Linked DNA regions of Homo sapiens: region 1 is linked to region 2. The links are chromatin contacts, found by Hi-C in ENCODE. All regions are on one chromosome and are shown on one strand. The core of a region is the stretch at or near the end of the contact, and the rest is flanking DNA. Distances in the headings are between cores, read along the strand shown.

The links. A loop is a pair of places that touch in the nucleus more often than their neighbours do. Pooled maps may share reads with other maps.
Region 1: a loop to region 2 is called in a map of CD8-positive, alpha-beta T cell, with 5 times the contacts of the local background. The contact joins the promoter of ATG14 here to the promoter of CGRRF1 in region 2. A Hi-C loop is called at or near these places in 2 of 168 maps with a recorded cell type or tissue (CD8-positive, alpha-beta T cell and naive thymus-derived CD4-positive, alpha-beta T cell) and 5 of 50 pooled maps.

Annotation. Positions count from the first base shown.
Region 1 is chr14:55,409,996-55,416,515 of GRCh38, forward strand. It overlaps ATG14 (autophagy related 14), which reads right to left and starts at 1,835. Exons shown (of 10, transcript NM_014924.5): 1 at 1,607-1,835. The coding sequence starts at 1,827. TBPL2 (TATA-box binding protein like 2) reads right to left here. Exons shown (of 7, transcript NM_199047.3): 7 at 4,215-4,460. The coding sequence ends at 4,384. It also overlaps a transcript of FBXO34 not described here and the pseudogene RPL21P6. RefSeq lists a silencer at 1,825-2,124.
Region 2 is chr14:54,506,131-54,511,958 of GRCh38, forward strand. It overlaps CGRRF1 (cell growth regulator with ring finger domain 1), which reads left to right and starts at 3,776. Exons shown (of 6, transcript NM_006568.3): 1 at 3,776-3,933. The coding sequence starts at 3,830. RefSeq lists silencers at 3,437-3,866, 3,666-3,851 and an enhancer at 4,027-4,256.

The sequences.
Region 1 (6,520 bases), core at 585-3,084, 900 kb after region 2:
TAAGATAAGTTTTGAAGAGTAGATGGGATTTGTTGATGGGACTAAACAGAGTTGGGTTAAGAGAGGAGTCAAGGAGAACTGAAAGGTTTTTTAGCCTGAACCAAAGGAACAATGAGATTGACATTTACTGGGTTGGGATGAGCATGGGAAAACAGATTTATGATGGAAAACAAGGAGTTCAGTTTGCCATATTAAAATGAAGATATCTATTACAAATCTAAAAATATTGATGTTGAATAAGCAGCTGTTTTCTGGACTTTAGAGAAGACTAGGTTGGAGATACAAGTCTGGCAGTCTTAAGCATATAGATGGTATTTAAATTATGTGAATAGACATAGTAAAACGTGTAGACAGACAAGAAGGTCCAGAACCAAATCCTCGATTCACTCCATCAGTTAGACATTTCCATCTCATACCCCGTATTCTTATAACTGGTTTAATTTTTAAAGCTATCACTTACTACATAAGCAGTTTCTAAAGTCATCAAGAGCACCAATAAGACACAGCAACAAAACTAAAAAAGAGTTTGTCATTCAAACCTCCTCAAAAGAGAAAGGAAAGAACTCCATCCACGATCACAGAAATACTAAGAACTCAAAACATTCCCAAATATAGAGGATATAAAGTCTAGTGGTTAAGTGCGGGTACATAGGTCCAAGCTGTCTGAATTTTAATTCTTGTACCAACACTTAACTATTTGTGTGACCTGGGGCAAAGCACTTACTGTGCAGCTTCCTAATAAGTTGGGGATAAGTCATTCGGTTGTTGCGAATGAATTAATACCTGAATTTTTGTGCTCAGAATGCTAGCTATCTTACTATCATTGACTATCATTGACACTAAATTGTTGAAACATAAGTTGAGAGTGGGAGATCCTGCAGCTAATCACACTAATTTTTCAATTTTCTTAACCAAGAACTTGTAGCTGTTTAGATTTCGAAATGAAACCAAAACATTTTCCTAAAGGCAATTCTCTTAACTAAAAGCATGCAGCTCCCAATCTGAATTTTAAAACAAGGCCAAAACACGTTCCCAAATTCCTAAGAATCTAAAATAATCTTTAGAGGCAGGGAGGGGAAAGGGGCGTTAACAGCAAGCCTCAATTCACACATTAGAGTAAGCATGTCTGATAACAAAGTCCATCTGTGACAGACTACCAGGCCCAAATCCCTCTAAAGCAGTTATTTGATTCTCTTCTACTCTCTCCTCTAGAGAATGAGTATAAATATGCTTTCGAAAATAGAAAGCCAAGCTTTTGAATGGGAGTACATACAGCAAAGAGCTGGGAATCTAACTTAATGGCAGCAACGGGAAAACTTCTCCAGAGAGTCACCACTTATTCCTTTTTTCCCCAGTGACCAAGAGCACCGTGGGGTCAAACTCCTCTTGGGTGGGTGATGGGGAAACGGCGACCTTCCCTCATCTGGCCCCTACGCTGTCCTCTGGTAGCAAAGCTCCGGTGCAGAGCAGCTAGCTACACTCCCTCTCTCTCGCTCCTCTCGCTGGTATCTGGTGCCCGGACGGGGAGCCCCAGGTTCCAGCCTTCGGCTGCCTGGCTGGAGGACACACAGCAGAAGAAACAATAGGGCCGTGGCGGCCGCCGTACCTCTCCCGGTCGCGGCCGTCGAAGTAGACGAAATCGCCGCTCTGAACGCATTTGGCGCAGGTCAGCCGCCGGCGGGTAGTGTTGCACAGCGGGCAGCGCTCCACAGCCACGTACAGCCCCTCCGCATCGTCCACGGAGTCCACCAGGTCCCGGGCGAGCGGCCGGGGCCCGCAGCCAGGAGCCTCCAGCGCCCGGGCTCCCTTCCCACTGGGAGACGCCATGATGGCCTGAGAGGAGAGCCAGTCACGTGGGATTTTGTTTTCAACCGGGTGCATTCTGGGCCAGGAGGAGGGGCCTGGGGAAGGGGGGCTGGGATGCCGGCGAGCCCCCGGACCCCTCCGCCGCCGCGTGTTCCTGTCCCGGGCACTGTTGTTTTTCCGGTCTGCTGAGGGGCAACAGGTCCCGAAGCAGGGGGAGAGTTATATTAGAGGGGCTAGTCGGCCAAACAAAATGTCATCTGCTGGCTCAGGCCAAGACTACGAGTTAAAGCCTCAAACTTGTGCAGAAAATTGTAATACCATACCCTAAGGATTCTGGGAAAACGGAATGGGAGCGGAATAAGGGAATTTAACTTGCTGTGGATGCTTTAAAATCTGGCTAAACTACAGCAAACAAAGTAGGGTGAAGGGGCTGGGTCTTGGAACTAGGTTGAATTTTGGCTCACTCACCTGCTTAATAGCTGTGTGACTTGGGGCAAGTTCCTTAATCTCTCTGCGCCTGTTCTCTCGTGTTAAATGGATAGAATTATAGTACCCATCTAATGCCGTGAGGATTAATATGGTTAATAGTATTATACTTTACCAATAGTGAAAACAACCAAAGTGAACGTGCAAAATCAGAATTGTATCCTTCTGAAAAGTTAATCACGTGGCTAACGTACCTTCCCTACCCTGGGCCATGCTCTAAGAGAATTTGAACTAGGTAGATGGTTAGGACTTCCCTTCAAGTTTCTTTTGGTGGATAGGGGATATATAAGGTGATGTGTTGGGAGGATCATATCAGAGTAATTAGTGTTTGAATATGCCTCTAAACTACAGAGAAAAGTGAGTTTATAGGTGAGATTAAATAGACCAGTGATTCTCAAGGATGATTTTACTAGGCTATCTACTGATAAACTGCCCTGAATTCTCTCTCTAGCCAGGATTCCTTTCTCAAGTTCCATACCCAAAGATCCAGAACTACTTACTAGGTATCAGGTGACATTCCAGGACACCACAAACTCAAAGTGTTGGAAACTGACTTCTGCCTCCCTACAAACCTGTTTTCTTACTTTGGTAAAGGACGTAATCACTGATGATTTACAGCCAAGAGCCATGATTCATATTAGCCCGTCCCTCCCTGTTAATCTCCACATCACCATCGAAAACTGGTGATTCTACAAGCTAATTAGGTCTTGAATCTGAGCCCTTTGCTCCTCCGTCTTCTTAATCTTACCCAGTCTTTTTAAATACAAATCACGTAGGATTACAAAAACAAGCAAAAGCAAAAATTCTCTATATTCAGAATACAGTTTACACTAAACTTGAATGGTTCCTGAAAGTTTAAGATTTATTTTTAAGTGAGAAGTCTTTCTCTCTGATCATTTCAAACAAAAGGATTATTTTTTAAGGTCTCGGGCTTATGTTTCATTTGTATTCAGACAGGATCCTTCACAGTGCTTAATACCTAATGATCAGGATCAACTGTTCAATATTTTAAAAGGCAAAAAATACACATTAATTCCTATCGTGCTAGATGATATCACAGATAGTATCTAGCTTATGCAGTTATTTGAAACTCCTATATGTTGCTATATATTTTCAGAGAACGCATATTAATGTATTACTTAACAGCAGAGCACTGAGGTTTTTGGATACAAAATGTAGTTTAAATATTTCTTTAAGGGGAGGGGGCGGCGCCACACTTCTCAATGAAGAGAAACATTTGTACAGTTCAGAATTTTTTTTGACACCTATTATGCCATGAACTCATAGGGAATAGGTTCCAGCAGCCCAGGCTCCCTCCATTGGTTCTAAGTGCTTGTCTGGGTGGAGCAGGCTGGCGCTTCAGTTGAACTCAGACACCTCTCCCTTTGACGTCTTTTTCTGATTATTTACCTTCACGCGTTTCAGGAAACTTACTTGGCTCTTAGAGTGCCAAGGCCCAGGCAGATGGATCAACTGAGGTCAGGAGTTCAAGACCAGCCTGGCTCAGTAAGCACATTCATTCTCTTGGCAAAAATCTTGCCCTTGTTTACAATGCCAACAGCATGCTGGGTAACACTGTAGACTCTTCCAGCTTTGCTGTGGTAACATTTGCGGAGCACTCCTTTTTGAAAAGCAGCCATTCCCTTGATGTCTACAATATCACCTTTTTCGTAGATTCGCATGTATGTGGCCAAAGGAACAACTCCATCTTTTCTAAAAGGCCTAGAGAACATGTATCAGGTGCCTCACCTCTTTCCCTTTGTGTTCGTCATTTTGGCAAATTACTGGAAGATGGCCCTTCCGGCTAAAAGGAAACGCATTGAGTCTTCATGATGCTACAATATCATTCTAGTGAGACCCTAAATCTCTCAAATTTTGAAATGTTTACTTGTTCAGTTTTTAAAATAACACAAAAGGAGTCATTTTGAATAAGAATTTTTCTTCGTTTCTTAGGTTACTTACACAGAGTCGCCCTTTAATAAGTAACGTACTTGTAACATCTACAATTAAACGTAGAAGAATCCAGCTGTTTCTGTGCTGGGCTTATGGACATATTCAAACCAGAATAATGTGAGATGCTGAATGATATGCTCAGGCTTTTTTAAAACCTTTTAGAATAGGATAGATGTTTTCAAATGCTTCATAGATCTCAGAACGTTCTTTGGCACCTATAAAGAAATCCAGGTTTATATAATTTTTAATATAAAAATACCAACATTTACTTAAACACTAAAATTTCATTGTATTGTCTCCAATTACTTTTAATATGACATCTCTTTAGCTGTACCTGAGAAATGGCATTTATTCCGGGTAAATAATTTGGCAACTACAGCCATATTTCCACAAGACAGAAACCTTAGAGCAGAGTTTTCTAGAACTTCTCTGTGGGTGTCATCTTTGCTCACACAGTGCTCAGTATGAAATGTGGAATGTTATCTCTACATGTGCCATGAATATGGCCTCAGAGTAATTTCATCAGCACCTGCGGGCACTTAGCTACCAGCAAAAGGGACTTCTTTTGATCCACGTCCTCTCTAGTTAACATCTTGATTCCCTAATATTGATAACAGATGGAGACAAATGAGCTTTAAATTTGTTTTAAATTTTAGTTTAAAATTCTAAATTTAAAAGAGTTTTAAATTTTAGTGCATGGGAAGGGATTATTAGAGGGGAAAACTGTACTACTGTCACTCGTAAAGTCTTGTTTCAAGAAATTGTAAATCATAACTGCTGTAGGAATTACAGGGATAAAAACATGAATCAAACAGTCTCCACCATTGAGAAGTATTAGTCCCTACTCATCTCTCACCAACAACCAAACACCACCATTACCTCCAGCTTCCAAATTATGCAGGCACGTTGTGCTAAGGGTCATGTACTTGTACTACTTATATTTATATGGAGCTTCAGCTAATCAGGACACTAATCAGTTAATCTGATATTTTGTGGGCTGGAGGCAAGGAAGGAAGAAAGGAGGATAATGAAAGGACTATAACAACTGTTAGCATGAAGAGAAATGGAAAATAGCTTTAGTTGATAAAGACTCTTAAGAACTATAAAGTACATTGCTGATAGGAACAAAAAATGGCTCAGCTACTGTGGAAACTAGTTCGGTGGTTAAGTTAAAGAATTACTACATGACCCAACAATTTCACGCCTTGGTAAATACACCCCAAATTGAAAACAGGTACTCAAAAAAAATACTACGCACTTTCATTGCAGCACTATTCACACTTGCCAAAAGGTGGAAACAGCTTAAATGCCCGTCAATGGATGGATAACAATTTATAGTGTAGGCGGGGCGTGGTGGCTCACACCTGTAATCCCAGCACTTTGGGAGTCCCAGGCAGGTGGATCACCTGAGGTCAGGAGTTCAAGACCAGCCTGGCCAACACGGCGAAACCCCCGTCTCTACTAAAAATACAAAAGAAAATTAGGCGTGGCGGTGGGCGTCTGTCATCCTAGCTATTTGGGAGGCTGAGGCAGGAGAATTGCTTGAATTTGGGAGGCGGGGGTTGCAATGAGCAGAGTTCGCACCATTACACTCCAGCCTGGGCGACACAGCGAGACTCTGTCTCAAAATAAAAAAATGTATGGTGTGTATATACAATAGAATATTAGTCATAAACAGAAATGAAGTACACATGCTACAACATATAGCATGTTTCTTAGGCTCATCTAAGTGAAAAGCCAGACATGAAAAGTCACATGTTATAAGATTCTATGTATAAGAAGTATCCAGAAGAGTTAAATCCATGGAGACAGAATTCAGATTGGTAGTTGCCAGGGGAAGTGAGGAGAGGGGAATGGGGGGAATGGTTTAATGATATCAGGTTTTATTTTGGAGCAATAGAAATGTTTTAGAACTAGGTAGAGCCGGTGGTATATTCACAATACACAACCAGCTACTAAATGCCACTGAACTGTTCACTTTAAAATGGTTAAATTTGTTATGTGCGTTCACCTTAAATATTAAACAATCAGGGATGAAGTCCTTATAAGCTTAATTTTTTAAGAAATAAGGGCAGGCATGGTGGCTCACACCTGTAATTCCAGCACTTTGGGAGGCCAAGGTGGGAGGATCCCTTGAGCCCAGGAGTTTGAGACCAGCCCGGGTAACATAGGGACACCCTGTCTCCATAAAAATAAAGGAAAAAAATAAAAAGAGAAAAAATAAAGAGAAGAAAAGTTATTTATTCATTGCCAAAAAGTTTACTATCTGTAGGTC
Region 2 (5,828 bases), core at 2,526-5,025:
TAGGGTCTGCATCGGGACCATCTTTTCCAGCGATGTTTCTACATAAAGAGTAAGTAATCCCAGCACTTTGAGAGGCAGTGGCAGGAGAATCACTTGAGCTCAGAATGTTGAGGCTGCAGTGAGCTGTGATCATGCCACTGTATTCCAGCCTGGGTGAAAGAGCAAGACCCTGTCTCAAAAATTAAAATAAAATAAAGACAGTTTTGTCCCCACATCCCTCCAGGCTGGAATCTCAGGGAAGCAGGTGGTTGTAGCGGAAGCACCCAAATAGGTGGGGTATTGGGGCTGGGTGCAGTGGCTCACGCCTGTAATCCCAGCACTTTGGGAGGCCAAGGCGGGCAGATCACTGAGGTCAGTAGTTTAAGACTAGCCTGGTCAATGTGGTGAAACCCCGTTTCTACTAAAAATACAAAAATTAGCCAGGCATGATGGCGGGTGCCTGTAGTCCCAGCTACTCGGGAGGCTGAGGCAGGAGAATCTCTTGAACCCAGAAGGTGGAGGTTGCAGTGAGCCAAGATTGCTCCACTGCACGCCAGCCTGGGCGACAGAATGAGACTCTGTCTCCAAAAAAAAAAAAAAAAAAAAATTAAAAAACAAATAGGTGGGGTACTGGAGAAACTGAAGAGATCGGAGCTGGTAGTCCACTTTCCCTCTAGGAAAGGAGGAGAGGCCTTACATTTGGCTTGCTTCACACCACCTTCACCATGGTGCTAGAGCAATGGCATTCAGTGGCAGAGGTAGCCTGATTGGGCATCCTGAGATAACTGCTGCTTCTCAGTAGCCTGCATGTGACATATGTGAGAATCTACATGTTTACATATTGCCCCAGTAAGTAACATTGGAGATGGTAAGCAGTCTGGTGAGCTAGTGGAGCTAAGGAGCCATAGCTTATGAGGGTTTTACAACCAGAGGTAAATGGCTGGAACCCTGGATCTCCGCAGTGAGGGCTGGCCTGGTACCACAAAAAGCCAGATGAAACCCGCTTCCCCTTAGTGAGGACCTACAGGTGTCATGCAGAGCTGAGGTCTCATTTTCCTGACCTCCACCATCAGGTCATATGAACACCTTGTACAATCAGATACTGTCTTGGGAAGAATCAAGAGAAGAGAGAGGAGAGACTAAACATTTTCCTAAAGGAGACCAGCTTCCTAAAAGGTGCAATTAAACTTGAAGAGTCTAAGATACTTTTTTTTTTTTTTTTTTTTTGCCGGAATCTTATTCTGTCGCCCAGGCTGGAGTGCAGTGACACAATTTCAGCCCACTGCAACCTCCACCTCCCGGGTTCAAGCAATTCTCCTGCCTCAGCCTCCTGAGTAGCTGGGATTACAGGTGCCCGCCATCATGCTGGGCTAATTTTTGTATTTTTAGTAGAGATGGGGTTTTGCCATGTTGGCCAGGCTGGTCTCAAACTCCTGACCTCAGTTATCTGCCCACCTCAGCCTCTCAAAGTGCTGGGATTACAGACGTGAGCCACCATGCCCGGCCTAAGATACTTTTTATTGATAAATTTAAGCTCACATTGTCTTCTCTTTTTACCCCGTCTAATAGTAGGGTGGGGCTTCTTTCTTTTTCTTCTTTTTTGAGACAGGTTCTTGCTTTGCTTTTTTTTTTTTTTTTTTTGAGACAGCGTCTTGCTGTGTCACCCAGGCTGGAGTGTAGCGGCACAATCGTGGCTCACTGCAGCCTCAACCTCCCTTGCTCAAGCAATCCTTCTGCCTCGCCCAGTTAATTTTTTAATTTTTTGTAGAGACAGGGTCCCACTATGTCGCTGACGCTGGTCTCAATTCCTGGGCTCAAGCCATCTCCCTGCCTTGGTCTCCCAAAGTGCTGGCCTTGGTCTTCCAAAGTGCTGGCATTACAGGCATGAGCCACCATGCTGGGTCTAGGGTGGGGTTTCAAGCTAAACTAGATCAGTTATAGATAATAAAGAACAGTCATTCTTCCTGTTCATCTGAGAGTCAAACTTTTTTTTAAAAAACTCTAATATAGATACTTTGTGCTTCCAAGTAATCTCATGGAGAAAAGCTTATTTCATTTATTTATTAATTCAGTAATATGACTACCCGACATATACTAGGTACCGGTGGCACAAACATCAATTATGTGTCATTCCTGTGCTCAGAGAGCTGGGTTCCTAGCAGGCTAAATACACTAGTGAGCAGGTGCTCACACCAGAAATAAGAGGGCTCCCATACAGTTACATACTGGGTGCTTTGGGAGAGGCATCTCCCCAAGGGTTTGGAAGCATCCAGGAAGGCTTGCTGGAGAAGGGAGCCTTTCAGATTGGCCAATATTTTTGTTAAGTGACAATATCAAATGATGGCAAAACTGTGGATGAAAAACTGGGAATACAAATTGGTACATTTCTGGAGAGCAGTGTTTTTACAAAATCTTTAAAATGTACATTTTTTAAAACCATAGTTCCACCTCTAGTAATTTATCCTAAGGAAATACTTTAGCTGTAGGGATGTTCATTGCAGTGTTATTTATAGCAATGAAAAATTCTCCAACAGTTGAGGGCTGATTAAAGTATATATTTTCACAAATCAGATATATAGTAATTAAAAATTGTGTTGTAGAAGCAAGCTTCTCAAACAGTGCTGCTCCAGAGACTACGTGCTCATTTGCCAAGGAATATGTGAGGCCATAGGACAAACTTAGTTCATCTTTCTCAACACGAATTTTACTGGTGATTTAGGAGTGTGACAGAGGCTACTAGTTAACTATCCCAATGTCCATTCTCTTTCCTCCTCAGTAACAAAACTCTTGATTTGTACCAGGGTGTGTTGCTGCTCACGAATAATAAGACTACATATCCCCATTCTCTGATGTGGCTAGATGTGGCTTTAGGAGTAAATGCAAACCAACGAGGTGTCAATGAACTGTTATGAAAGACTTTCAGGGAGGCCACCTTGATGGAGCTGACTCACAGGGTTGAGACAAGGGAGTGACCATTTAGCTACTTTCAGTAATTTTTAAAAAGCTTCTGTGTGATTTAAAAAGTTTTTTAAAAATTATTCTTAAAGTGGAAACAAATACAGTTTCAAATGTTTGGCTAATTCTAATTTGAGGAGTACAAGAAGAGGAGAAAAGGAGGGGGATGTGGGAGGAAGCGGATGCTTTATTTCTAAGAGAATCTTGGATAAGCAATGCTGATTTTCCTCTATGATTAAGTCCAATCTGAAAAGGCTGACAAGTCTCGTATAAATTGCTTGTGGTAGAGACTCCTTTTTTTGTGTTTTCACTGTGCTTATGGTTATTTCATTTTGTAGAATCCAAGATGCCCGCCCTCCTCCTCCTCCTCCTCCACCCTCTCCCAAATTTGCCTAAGATATAATAGGCAGGGTTTCAGGATTTAGAAACGATGCACGTAGATTTCAGACTGCGCCTCTCTCTGACATCAGAAAACCTACATTGCCTAAGGCTGGCACAGAGTTGGCCCCAAAGTCTACTTAGAATTTGCCGGCGGAACAGCAATGACCACTGGGCCACAGCGCTTAAGACGCCCGCTGGGTACCAATCCTGGGAGTCGGGGGCGGTGCGAGTCGGGCCCCCCCCATCCCAGGTCTGCGTAGCCAATAGCTCGGGACGGGAGCGGGAGGGGCGTGGCGTGTCCGGCAGGGGGCGCCGTGATTGGCACGCCAGCTCCCGCTGTCCGCGAGGCTGCCCTAAAGTCTAGCTCATGAGAACCCCAGGCAAGTGCGGACCTACAAAGTTTGTCCGCTCCGGGGCACTGTAGTGGCTTTTACCCTGGCCGGGCGGGCGGGGCTCAGCCGGGCTGGGCTGGGCTCCGCGGCTGGAGCCGGGCTCTACCCAGAGCAAGACCCTGATGGCTGCGGTGTTTCTGGTAACGCTTTATGAATACTCGCCGCTTTTCTACATCGCGGTGGTCTTTACCTGCTTCATCGTGACCACCGGCCTGGTATTGGGATGGTAAGTGTCCCAGGGGTGAGAGACGAAGGGGCGGATACCGCCAGAGTGGGGTCGCGACGAGCAGCAGGGGGCACCGGAGCCGGAGGGCCGCGGGCCGGAGGACGTCGGGGATTCGGTGTCCCCGGGTGCCTAGAACTCCGACTTTCTCTGGGAGGAAAACAAGGTGGACGCTGCACCTGCGTCACTGCCCTGCATCACCGTTTGGTCCGTGTCGCTGGGGCATCTTGGGGTGGTACCGCATTGGGGTGTTTTACTCAGCTTTGTTTCTAGGCGATAAAGCAGCCAGGAAGGGCTTGGGCTTGGGCTTGGTGTTGGGAGAAAGTGCTTCTCTAGTAGGCTTCTGTCCCGGATTCGGGCCTACTGTGTGTCCTGGATGAGTTAGTCACCTGTGCTACAGTGCACAGACTGGACAGTAAGCGAGGTTAACAGTTGTGATTCTGACCTGAATGGAGCCCTTAGCCTCAGATCTTTCAGAGTAACTTGTAACTGAACTGTTACCGTTTGAGAATTTAATGGTTTCTGTATACATTCCACACCTTTTGAAGTAATATTTAGTCGATAGAATTGTAAAATCATAATTTTAGAGCTGGAAGAGACCTTAGAAATATGTAACACCGAGGGTAGGACAGTTGCCTATTGGAGACAAGGAGAATGGTCTGTTAGATAACCGCTGAGCAATTCTTCTAGCCTAGAGGTTCAATTTCTCTCTTGAGGAGATGCTATTGTATCATGTTTAGACAAGCCTTGTAAATAACGAGTTGAAACCGTGTAACTAGCCCACAACAGTTTTTCTAGGCTGCAGCCTCCAAAATCCCTTTGAGATGATAATAGTTACAAAAAGATCAAACAGCAGTTCTAAGTGGATAACAGCCATGGTCTGAAGAGGTCAGAGGGGACTCTGTTGAAGAGGGACATGAGCTGGATTTTGGAGAATGAGCATTTTGAAAAATAAATGGAGTTAAATGTATATAGTAGGGAAGAAAAAGCATCTCAGAGAAGACAGCATGAGCATAGGGGCAGAGAACATGTTAGTGAATAAAGAAGGCTACGTAAAACGAGTTTTAAAATAGCCTTTGGTCACATATATGTGATTGCCTTAAAGAACACGGGCCCTTGTCGGTTTCTGAAAATATATGCCATCTTTAGGAAGTGACAAAAGTTTTAACCTGTCCACACTGCTCCTCACCCTACCAGCAATAGAGCATAGAATTCCTTGCCTTGTATGTGGGTGAGGATTGGAAATACAAATTCCTTATTTGTGGGGGTAAGATTGGAAAACAAAGACCAATCTTACACAATTGGTTATTCTTGACCCATCAGATTTTATTGCTAATGTTCATTACACAAAAGTTTGTAATTGGAATGAGGAAGGTGTTGCCCATGTGAGAAAAGCAGTCTTAACACAAGATTTTTAAATGACTATAATGTTAGTGTTATTCTCTTAATGAAGCATAATTTTCCTCCACTAAGGAAAATAGTAACTAGTTGATAATTGCCTTATGTGCTTTAATTTTTATTTTAAATAGGCCAACTAATTAGATATCTTAGATATCAATCTTTAGTATTGGGAAGAGGGTAGTCAGGAGCCTCATGTTTGTAGTGGTTAACAGACAGACTTTGGAGTCAGTCAGACATAGGTTCAAATCCTGGCTCTGCCAGCTTTAAGACTTGGTTTGAAAATTTAATAATTGCCAAATCACCCCATTTAGGTAAGACTTTTTACAAGAGTGGAAGCCCATGTAATTATAGAACGTTTGGAAGTCTGGGCTAAGCACTGCTGAGGCCACAAGACCATGTAAATCCAGTCACTTCCATCCTAATTTAGGCCTAACCAGTCATCTTGTGCCTAACCCAACCATTCTCTCCATCCGAGTTAGTTTTGCCCACGTAGATAA